Regions from separate parts of the Homo sapiens genome. Here region 2 is linked to region 1. A link is a contact called in ENCODE Hi-C or POLR2A ChIA-PET data. All regions are on one chromosome and are shown on one strand. The core of a region is the stretch at or near the end of the contact, and the rest is flanking DNA. Distances in the headings are between cores, read along the strand shown. Region 1 holds the start of ILF3 (interleukin enhancer binding factor 3). Region 2 holds the start of TNPO2 (transportin 2).

Region 1 (4,455 bases), core at 1,673-4,172:
TGCCTCGTGCCTCCCAGGCCCCAAATCTCTACTCATTCATTGTGTGAAGATGACACTCAAACCACTATCTGCCTCAGATTCCAAACTTCCTGATGGAAACAAATCAAATCTTTCTCTGCCAGGACTTTGTTAAGATAAAAAGCATCCAATAAACAGAACCTAGAAGGCTGGGCATGGTGGCTCACGCCTGTAATCCCACAACTCTGGGAGACCGAGGCCGGTGGATCACCTGAGGTTCGGAGTTCGAGACCAGCCTGACCAACATGGAGAAGCCCCATCTCTAGTAAAAATGCAAAATTAGCTAGGTGTAGTGGAGCATGCCTGTAATTCCAGCTACTCGGGAGGCTGAGGCAGGAGAATCGCTTGAACTCGGGAGGTGGAGGTTGCGGTGAGCCGAGATCGCGCCATTGCACTCCAGCCTGGGCAACAAGAGCTAAACTCTAACTCAAAAAAAAAAAAAAAAAAAAAACCCTACAAAATCCTAGTTCCTGTAAAGGTTTAATAAAAGCAAGATTCAAATATTAAGGTCACAATTTCCTGGGCCATAAATGCTAATACTAAATGTTAACACTTACACATCTTTCAAAACTGCACAAGGTGAATTAACTTGCTGACAAAATGTAGCAGGATGACAAGTCCAAGAGGTATAAATAAGGGAAGGGATCACTCCTCTGGGGCCATGAAAGGTAATCAAAAGAAACCGAGAAAGGGTGACAGCAGTCCCTAAGAGAAGAGGCCCCAGCCCAAAGAAAACGACTAAAGGCTTTTCCAAGAATAGAAGACTTCTAACCCCCACATCTTGCTAAAGCCTAAAGGGTAATCTACTGTCTACCCAAAGGAAAGGGACTTACAGAAGGCTTCTTCCCCATCACTGACTCTACCTGTCCCCTACCTGGAGGCCTTAACCAGGGAGCACCGTCTGTATCTGTGTGATCAAAATATTAGCAGCTGTCCTTTGTCAACGTGGTATTTAACATGAAAATTTAGGAAAAAATAACAGACTTAGATTCCTCATGCTCAGGAATATGGGCCTTCAAGACCCTGAAAATACTAGAAGGAGCCAAAGGAATTTTTGCCTAGAGGCACCAAACAAGTTCAATCAGAAAAACCACAAACAATTAGGCACCTCTCAGCTCCAGGAAGACTCGGCTAAGCTCCAGGAAGATAGGGAGAGTGATAAATAGCGCCCAGTGGCGGCAAGGCCAAGCCTGGCAGTCATTGCTAGCCTCCAATCTGAACTAAAGAATATTCCAGACAACACTGGGGCCTGCAGACTCCATTCACAAATCCCAGGGACCAAGAGCCACCCACATAAGCAAGGGGCCCCAGCACCACGGAACAGGGAGAGGAGCACCTGCCAATGTCCTGCGGCCTCCTCCTGCTTTCCAGCTGTGAATGAGGCCCTGGTTCCCACACTTCATTCACAGTCTGGGCGGCTACTGTAACTACATCCCACGAGACCACACACAAAGCATCACGCACAAGGGACAGTGGCAGCACTCTGAGCAATCCATGGAGATTCCCATCCACAAATACCTGAGGAAAAGAGAGCTTAAAGTCCTAAATTTGAATCCTAACTTCGGATGGCACCTCGCGATTCCATGTGGACCACAAATATGCCATCACACCACTCATTTTAAAGAGAGCAAAATCTTGAAAAAGATTCAGCAGCAGTGAATTACCGGAGTCCAGAAAAAGAAACCACTGAAACCGACGCTTCGTTGCTGATCCATGTCACCTAAGCAGCAACTGGCAAACAATGTTGGAAATGTGGAGAAGAGATCCCTCATTCTCCTCAAATTTGGCCACTGAACTGGGGGAGGAGCATGCAGACCGCCGTACACCCCAAATAATTCATCCAGGCGGTGAATTAACTGGGGCAGAACCTCATGAGTAACCTCGAGAATCTCAATCGTTCAACTACTTGAGAAAATAAAGGTAGAAATGGGTTTTAAGCATCCACGTTTCGGGGCCCAGGCTTGCACCCAAGTAGATTGCCGGTCTAGAGAAGGCAAATACTAACAATCTGGAAAAACATTCAACAATGAAAACAAACTAACTAAAGAAAAAGCTGAAACCCTCTCAAGTTTTGACCCTGATCTGAGAGAGGCCTGGCTGACCAGAGATTTGGAAACCCGACGAACCCACAAAGGCTTCCTCAGCAATCCGCGTGGGAAGGGGCTTCCAAGGAGGGGGTCCGCCTCTCCGCGACCTGTGAGGACAAAGGAGGCGACTTTTCCCGCCTCGGGAACCTGGGACTCTCCTGGAATCGGGGGCGGGACCGGGACAAAGAGGAGGAGGGGGTAGGGAAGGAGTGAGGAAGGGGGGTCGCCCCGCCGCGGAACTCGGGACCCGAGGGGGTGTGTGCTCCAAGCACGTGCGCGCGTCCCCAGGACCCCCGCAACAGACAAAAGCCCAGCCGCGGGGAGGCGGCAGCCGGGGGCCCGGTGCGCGCGCACCCCCCCGCGCGTGGCGCCGCCGCCGGCCGAGGGGCCGCGTGCGGGGGGGAGCGGCTGCGCGCGCACCGAGTCCTCGCCGCCGCCGCAGCCGCCATTTTGTTTCCTCCGCACAATGGAAGAGAGTTAACGGCCGAGCGCGGGAGCGAGGCCGGCAAGGGAGGAACGGGCCAGGCGCCGGGATGAGGGAACCGGGCGGAGGCGGCGAGCGTGGGATCCCTCCAGCCTTGTCACCGCGAACCCTCAGTGGGGATCTCACTGAGGGCGGGCGGGGGGAGGGGCAGAGGCGGGAGCGGGCCCGGCCGCCGCCACATTGACGCTTACCTTGTCGGCGTCCCCTTCTTCGACCGCAGCCGCCGCCGCCGCCCTCCTGCCACAGCCCGCCGGGGTCTGCCCCCAAAAGCCACGCGGTGCGCGCCGGGCTGCTGGGTCCAACTGCAATGGCGAGAAGAGGAGGAGGAGGAGTCCGGACCGGGGGCGAGCGGGCGGGCGGGCAGGCGCGCGCCGGGGAGGTGCGGGAACACGTGACCGGCTGAAGCCCCGCCCCCTTTGACGCCGCGTTGCGCCTCGACGCAGGCCCAACCCAAATGGGAGGGAGGGGCGAAAAGAGATAAGGGGGGGGCTGAGGGGGTGGGCGTGAGTTGCACGTGGTGCAAGCGGGAGTGTTTGCGTGCGTAGTCACGTGACTTCGGCACCTTTCCCTCCGCTTTCGATAGGTTGCTCCATCATGTGACAATGGCGAATTTCGCGGTTTCCTTCGCCATCTGACAACTTTTGGCGCCTTCCCTTTGCCGTACTGGGAGTCCTCCATCACGTGACGAGGGCACGCTCTGGTTTTCGCTAAGGCGTTTTTTGAGCGGCCATTACCACGTGATGCAAGGCAAGCGTCAGAGGCGGAGCCTCCCTACGGCTGCGACATTTTGCGCCTGCGCGGCCGCCATCTTACGCCCGTCGCCCTGAGTACGTTAGCGGAAATGGCTCCGAGAGGCTTTGACGCATGTGTACCTTTTTAGTGGCGGTATCTCGGCCGGGGATTTTCGGGCTCCAGTGGAGGTGGCTATGCTCACCCCATCTCCCTTGAGAGGCACAGAAGGTTAGAGATGTGTGCGAGGAACGGCCAGGTCCAGCGTCTCCTCGTTGCTGCCCCTTGAGCCCGGGACCGGCGCCAATGCGCGCCCGGGTTCTTGGGTTCTTTCGTCCCGCAGACCTGCCTTGGTGTGGCGTCCCTGGGCCGTAGCTTCCGAAGGCTGCAGCCGACCTGGTCGGGGTCCTCTAGCCCGCCTTCCCCTTCCCCCATTGACAGATGGAGAAACTGAGGCCCAGGCCAAAAAATATCTCACTAGAGGGCTCACCGCCATTTCCTGGAAAAATTGGGGCTGGGACTCAACGGACGCTCGTCCAGCAGCAGCGCGGAGCTCCGAAGTAAAGGCGCCCGTGACCGAGTGCTTTGTCCTTACAAGCGTGGTGTTCTTGAATGCTTCCAGGCGCCTTATGAGGCCCCCGATGTACAATCTGTGCTTAACTAAACCCCACTGTCTTCCAGGGTCAGGTTGGCCATCCGCAGGCGTAGTTGCTAGGAAGGTTTGACAGATGTCCGCCTGTTGATTCAGACGTTCCCAGGATTTGGAGCAAGAAGAGCAAGGAAGGCCAGGCGCGGTGGCTCACGTTTGTAATCCCAGCACTTTGGGAGGCCGAGGCGGGCGGATCACGAGGTCAGGAGTTCGAGACCAGCCTGGCCAGCATGGTGAAACCCCGTCTCTACTAAAAATACAAAAGAAAATTAGCCGGGTGTGGTGGCACATGCCTGTAGTCCCACCTACTTGGGAGGCTGAGGCAGGAGAATTGTTTGACCTGGCAGGCGGAGGTTGCAGTGAGCCGAGATTGCGCCACTGCACTCCAGTCTGGGCGACAGAGCGAGACTCTGTCTCAGAAAAAAAAAAGAGCAAGGAGGTGTTGAAAATGGGTTTCCTGGCTGGGCGTGGTGGCTCACGCTTGTAAT
Region 2 (5,022 bases), core at 2,494-4,993, 2.1 Mb before region 1:
CCTGAATCTGAGAAGGCAAAGGTTGCAGTGAGCCAAGATTGTGCCACTATACTTCAGCCCGGGCAACAAAGTGAGATTCCGTCTCAAAAAAAAAAAAAACAAACAGCCTAGCTGTCGTGGTGGCTCACGCCTATAATCTCAGCACTTTGGGAGGCCAAGGCGGGCAGATCACAAGGTCAGGAGTTCAAGACCAGCCTGACCAACATGGTGAAACCCTATCTACTAAAAATACAAAAATTAGCTGGGGGTGGTGGCCCACGCCTGTAATCCCAGCTACTTGGGAGGCTGAGGCAGGAGAATCGCTTGAACTGGGGAGGCAGAGGTTGCAGTGACTACACTCCAGCCTGGGCAACAGAGTGAGACTCCATCTCAAAAAATTAAAAAAAAAAAAAAGAATAGGATACCTTTCCTCTTTCGCTTCCTGCTAACACACAATAAGGTTTTTCTGCTTTACTTTGCATGTGGGCTGAAAGGTCTCTCCCTCCTACTTTGGGGATGCTAAGCTAGCCCAGGTGTGACTTTGGCCTTGGGGGTGGAGTATGGGGGGAGGGAACACAGGAAGCTAATGGAGCCATCCCTACCTCCTCCTCCCCCAAAGCCACCAGCAGAGACTGGATCTTTAAAAAGCAACAGAAGCCTGGGAAGTAGGTCGCCCTGCAGCATCTCAGCCTCTATTCTAGTGTCAAGAGGCAGGAGAGGCTGAAAGTCCAGGCACATCCCTTTACAGTACTTACCTGCTCTGACCTGAGAAAAGTCTGAAGAGGGAGGAGAATCATATCCAGGTTTTGGTGAGTCACACAGCCCTGGCTTCTGACTATTCTAGTGCCTGTTGACTGTGTGATCTTGGGTAAGTCACTTAGCTTTTCTGTACTTCAGGTTCTTCATCTATCAAATAGGGGTAAAATAAAGAAGCATCTCTAGAGTCAAGTTCTAAAGTAAGGGCAATATTCATAGAATCTAACCCTGCCATTGTTTAAAACAGCTAGTGCTTTCCAGGGTGAAGAAGTTGGCTTGCGTTTGGGGACTGTGTTAAGTTAGTTGAAGTGCTGACCTTTGAACTCGGGGGACAGTGTGATGAGAGGCTTGGGAAGGGAGGCTGCTGTAAATTGAGAACACGTTTGTCTCACATTTCAGATTCGCGGTTGGACACCAATTCTTTTTTTTTTTTTTTTGAGACAGAGTCTCGCTCTGTCGCCTAGGCTGGAGTGCAGTGGCGCGATCTTGGCTCACTGCAAGCTGCGCCTCCTGGGTTCACGCCATTCTCCTGCCTCAGCCTTCCGAGTAGCTGGGACTACAGGCGGTCGCCACCACGCCTGGCTATTTTTTTTTGTATTTTTAGTAGAGACAGGGTTTCACCGTGTTAGCCAGGATGGTCTTGATCTCCTGACCTTGTGATCTGCCCGCCTCGGCCTCCCAAAATGCTGGGATTACAGGCATGAACGTGAGCCACCGCGCCCGGCTGGTTGGACACCAATTCTGTGAGTTTCTTTTGGCACAGAGAGCTTCTAATTGAACTAGGGTAAGTTTGCCAGGCATAGGGCTGTTGTGAGATTTGCATGAGATAACATTTGGCCTTTTTTTTTTTTTTTTTTTTTTTTGAGACAGAGTCTCGCTCTGTCGCCCAGGCTGGAGTGAAGTGGTGTGATCTTGGCTCACTGCAACCTCCGCCTCCCGTGTTCAAGCGATTCTCCTGCCTCAGCCTCCTGAGTAGCTGGGATTATAAGCGCAGGCCACCACTCCTGGCTAATTTTTTTGTATTTTTAGTAGAGACAGGGTTTCACTGTGTTAGCCAGAAGATGGTCTCAATCTCCTGACCTCGTGATCTGCCCTCGGCCTCCCAAAGTGCTGAGATTACAGGCATGAGCCACCACATCCGGTATTAATGAGATAACATTTGGAAACCACTTGACATGCAGTAGGTGCTTAAGAAATAGGAAAAAAGGCCAGGCATGGTGGCTCATGCCTGTAATACCAGCACTTGGGGAGGCCAAGGCAGGTGGATCACCTGAGGTCGGGAATTCGAGACCAGCCTGACCAACATGGAGAAACCCGGTCTCTACTAAAAATACAAAATTAGCAGGGCGTGGTAGCACATGCCTGTAATCCCAGCTACTCGCGAGGCTGAGGCAGGAGAATCACTTGAACCCGGGAGGCAGAGGTTGTGGTGAGCCGAAATTGCACCATTGCACTCCAGCCTGGGCAACAAGAGCAAAACTCCACCTCAAAATAAAAAAAAAAAAAAAAAAGGAAAAAAGGCCAGGCACGGTGGCTCACACCTGTAATCCCAGCACTTTTTGGGAGGCCAAGGCGGGCAGATCACAAGGTCAGGAGTTCAAGATCAGCCTCGCCAATATGGTGAAACCCTGTTTCTACTAAAAATACAAAAATTAGCTGGGTGTGGTGGCGGGTGCCTGTAGTCCCAGGTACTCGGGAGGCTGAGGCAGAATAGCTTGAATCCCGGAGGCGGAGGTTGCAATGAGCTGAGATCCCACCATTGCACTCCAGCCTGGGCGACAGGGCAAGACAGTGTCTCAAAAAAAAAAAAAAAAAAAAAAAAAAAAAAAAAAAAAGAAAGAAAGAAAGAAATAGGAAAACTGGGCCGGGCACAGTAATCCCAGCACTTTGGGAGGTCGAGGCAGGTGGATCACCTGAGGTCAGGAGTTCAAGACCAGCCTGGCCAACATGGCAAAACCCCATCTCTATTAAAAATGCAAAAAATTAGCCTGGCGTGGTGGCAGGCGCCTGTAATTCCAGCTACTCGGAAGGCTGAGGCAGGAGAATCGCTTGAATCCGGGGGCGGAGGTTGCAGTGAGCCGAGATTGAGCCATTGCACTTCAGCCGGGACAATGAGAGCAAGACACCATCTCAAAAAACAAAAAAACAAAAAAAGCCAGGCGCGGTGGCTCACGCCTGTAATCCCAACACTTTGGGAGGCCAAGGCAGGCAGATCATGAGGTCAAGAAATCAAGACCATCCTGGTCAACATTGTGAAACCCCATCTCTATTAAAAAAAATTAGCCGGGCGTGGTGGCGCATGCCTGTAATCCCAGCTACTCGGGAGGCTGAGGCAGGAGAATCGCTTGAACCCGGGAGGCGGAGGTTACAATGAGCTGAGATCGCGCCACTGCACTTCAGCCTTGTAACAGAGCGAGACTCCGTCTCAAAAACAAAACAAAACAAAACAAAGAAATAGAAAAACAAAAACAACAAAACAACAAAAACCCAAAACCTTGTCCTGATTCAACACTCAAATTCACCAGCTGGAGAGGAAGAAAAAATTCCGTGACCACACAAGGGCCAACAATGTGGACCACACATGCAGCAGGGGCTACTTTGTTCTGCCCCAAGGCTTGCGGAGGGCCGCTGAAAATTTGCCATATTATATGAAGGGGGTGAACCTTAACAAATTGTCTCCTGCATCCCAAACTCGCTCCCCATCTGATCTTTATCTGGGGCAGCCCCCAAATTTGACCAGAAAGCTCTTATCGTTCACACTCGCTCCAGGAACCCCCAAATCCAGCCCCAGCTCCCCAGTCTCACTCTTCTGCTCCCCATGCACCTCGGTTGGTCTAGAGACCCTCCTGCCAATTTGAGTCTCAGCCAAAACCCCAAAGCGCGGCGACCCTGGCGCATGGCAGGACGGGATTTGTAGTTCCAGGGCTTATCGGAGGGTGGGGGAGAGGGAGGCCTTTACGCATGCCTTGGTGGCGGCTTTCTGCACGTGTTTCTCAGCCCAGGTTTCAGTCCAGCGGAACTGGCTACCTCGGAATCCCAACTGCTCCTTTAGGGTGTCTTCCGCGATTCTCCGAGTGGAGTTAGGCGCCTGCCGACACTTCCCTAACCTTGGAGGCCCGGGACTTGATTTTCATGAATGAACGGAGCCGGGACTGACTTTGCCTACGGCAAGTGGGTTGAGATAGCTGTTCCCCTCCTTCAGGCAGGGGCAAAAATTGACCTCTGCCTCTCTCGAGGGTCAAAAAGTTCCTCAGGGCAGGGTGGGTTGTTCTTTGGGATTAGAGCTGGTGAATTCATTAAATATCGGCTTAGGGAGGGGCTGAATACAGTAAAAGAACAGCCTTGAGCCTTGGAGGGTAAAGCCACGTTTTTAAGGAACAATTCAGAGCTGGCCAGGTCATGCTTAACTTGGATGATCTCTAATCGCGCGAACTGCTCTTATACCCATTTGACAAGTGGGGAAACTGAGGCTTCAAGTGGCAGGAGGTCTCCCACTTTGTTATCGGCAGGGCAGGGAGGGGAAACCAAGACGCTACAGGGTCTCCAGCTTTTTACCATCTGCTCCTCTCTCAAGAGAAGGAAAAACGGTGCCCTACTGTCTTCAGACGTCGCAAGGATCAAGAAGATTTCTTTCTTCATGACCCTGCCCTTGCCAGAATTTCCTGCGCTGTTCCACCTCATTCAACTTCAGGTAGGGAAAGGGATTAGGCGTGGTTCAAAGTTTATTTTATTAGTTCATTTCGTTTTATTCAAAAATTTATATCCTTGTGGCTTTTTCATCTCCTTGTAAAAACTATCAAACAGTACTGGAAAATAATGCAAAAAGTGGCAGAGGCTTCTGTAGGAACCCGGCTTGTCTCAGGCACTTACTTTGTCCTGCTTTCTTTCCTTTGTCTCTGGGGTATAAAGAGCACGCTCAGCTCTTTCCTTGCGCACACACAGCGTACTCCTCCCAAGTACCTCTGGATGGGGGAAGGGAGGCACATTTCAATTTTTAGTGGAGGAAGGTGACAAGGAGGGTGCTGGCTCTGGCCGAGGGGTTCCTGGATCCATCACACACAAAGTCCCCACGCGCTACCAAACTCCTGGCTCCAGCTAAAGAGCTTGCGGTCAGGTCAGTGAAAGATGCTGGGAAAACGAGACACTGGGAGGACCGGCTGGCTAGAGAGGCCAAAGAAACGGCAACTCTTTGGTCACGTGACCGGACCTTGTCTCAGCCCGGGTTTCCCAAGTGCCAGGGCACGTGTGAAGGTTGAACCTTCCGATTGGCTCGGCGGGACCAGTTTG

What was found. Hi-C counts contacts between places; a loop is a spot of excess contacts on that map. ChIA-PET counts read pairs that join two places held with the same protein, here RNA polymerase II (POLR2A). Pooled maps may share reads with other maps.
Region 2: a pooled map shows a loop between it and region 1 (6-fold over the local background). The contact joins the promoter of TNPO2 here to the promoter of ILF3 in region 1. A Hi-C loop is called at or near these places in 5 of 50 pooled maps. POLR2A ChIA-PET finds 5 or more read pairs at or near these places in 2 of 52 experiments (AG04450 and Caco-2).

What each region holds. Positions count from the first base shown.
Region 1 is chr19:10,652,813-10,657,267 of GRCh38, reverse strand. It overlaps ILF3 (interleukin enhancer binding factor 3), which reads right to left and starts at 2,922. Exons shown (of 20, transcript NM_017620.3): 1 at 2,781-2,922. It overlaps ILF3-DT (ILF3 divergent transcript), which reads left to right and starts at 3,396. Exons shown (of 1, transcript NR_024333.1): 1 at 3,396-4,455. RefSeq lists silencers at 2,595-2,754, 2,835-3,074 and enhancers at 3,165-3,634, 3,875-4,044, 3,910-4,411, 4,412-4,455.
Region 2 is chr19:12,722,653-12,727,674 of GRCh38, reverse strand. TNPO2 (transportin 2) reads left to right here and starts at 3,743. Exons shown (of 26, transcript NM_001382241.1): 1 at 3,743-3,906; 2 at 4,310-4,426. RefSeq lists enhancers at 3,356-3,972, 3,973-4,591, 4,644-4,793, 4,592-5,022.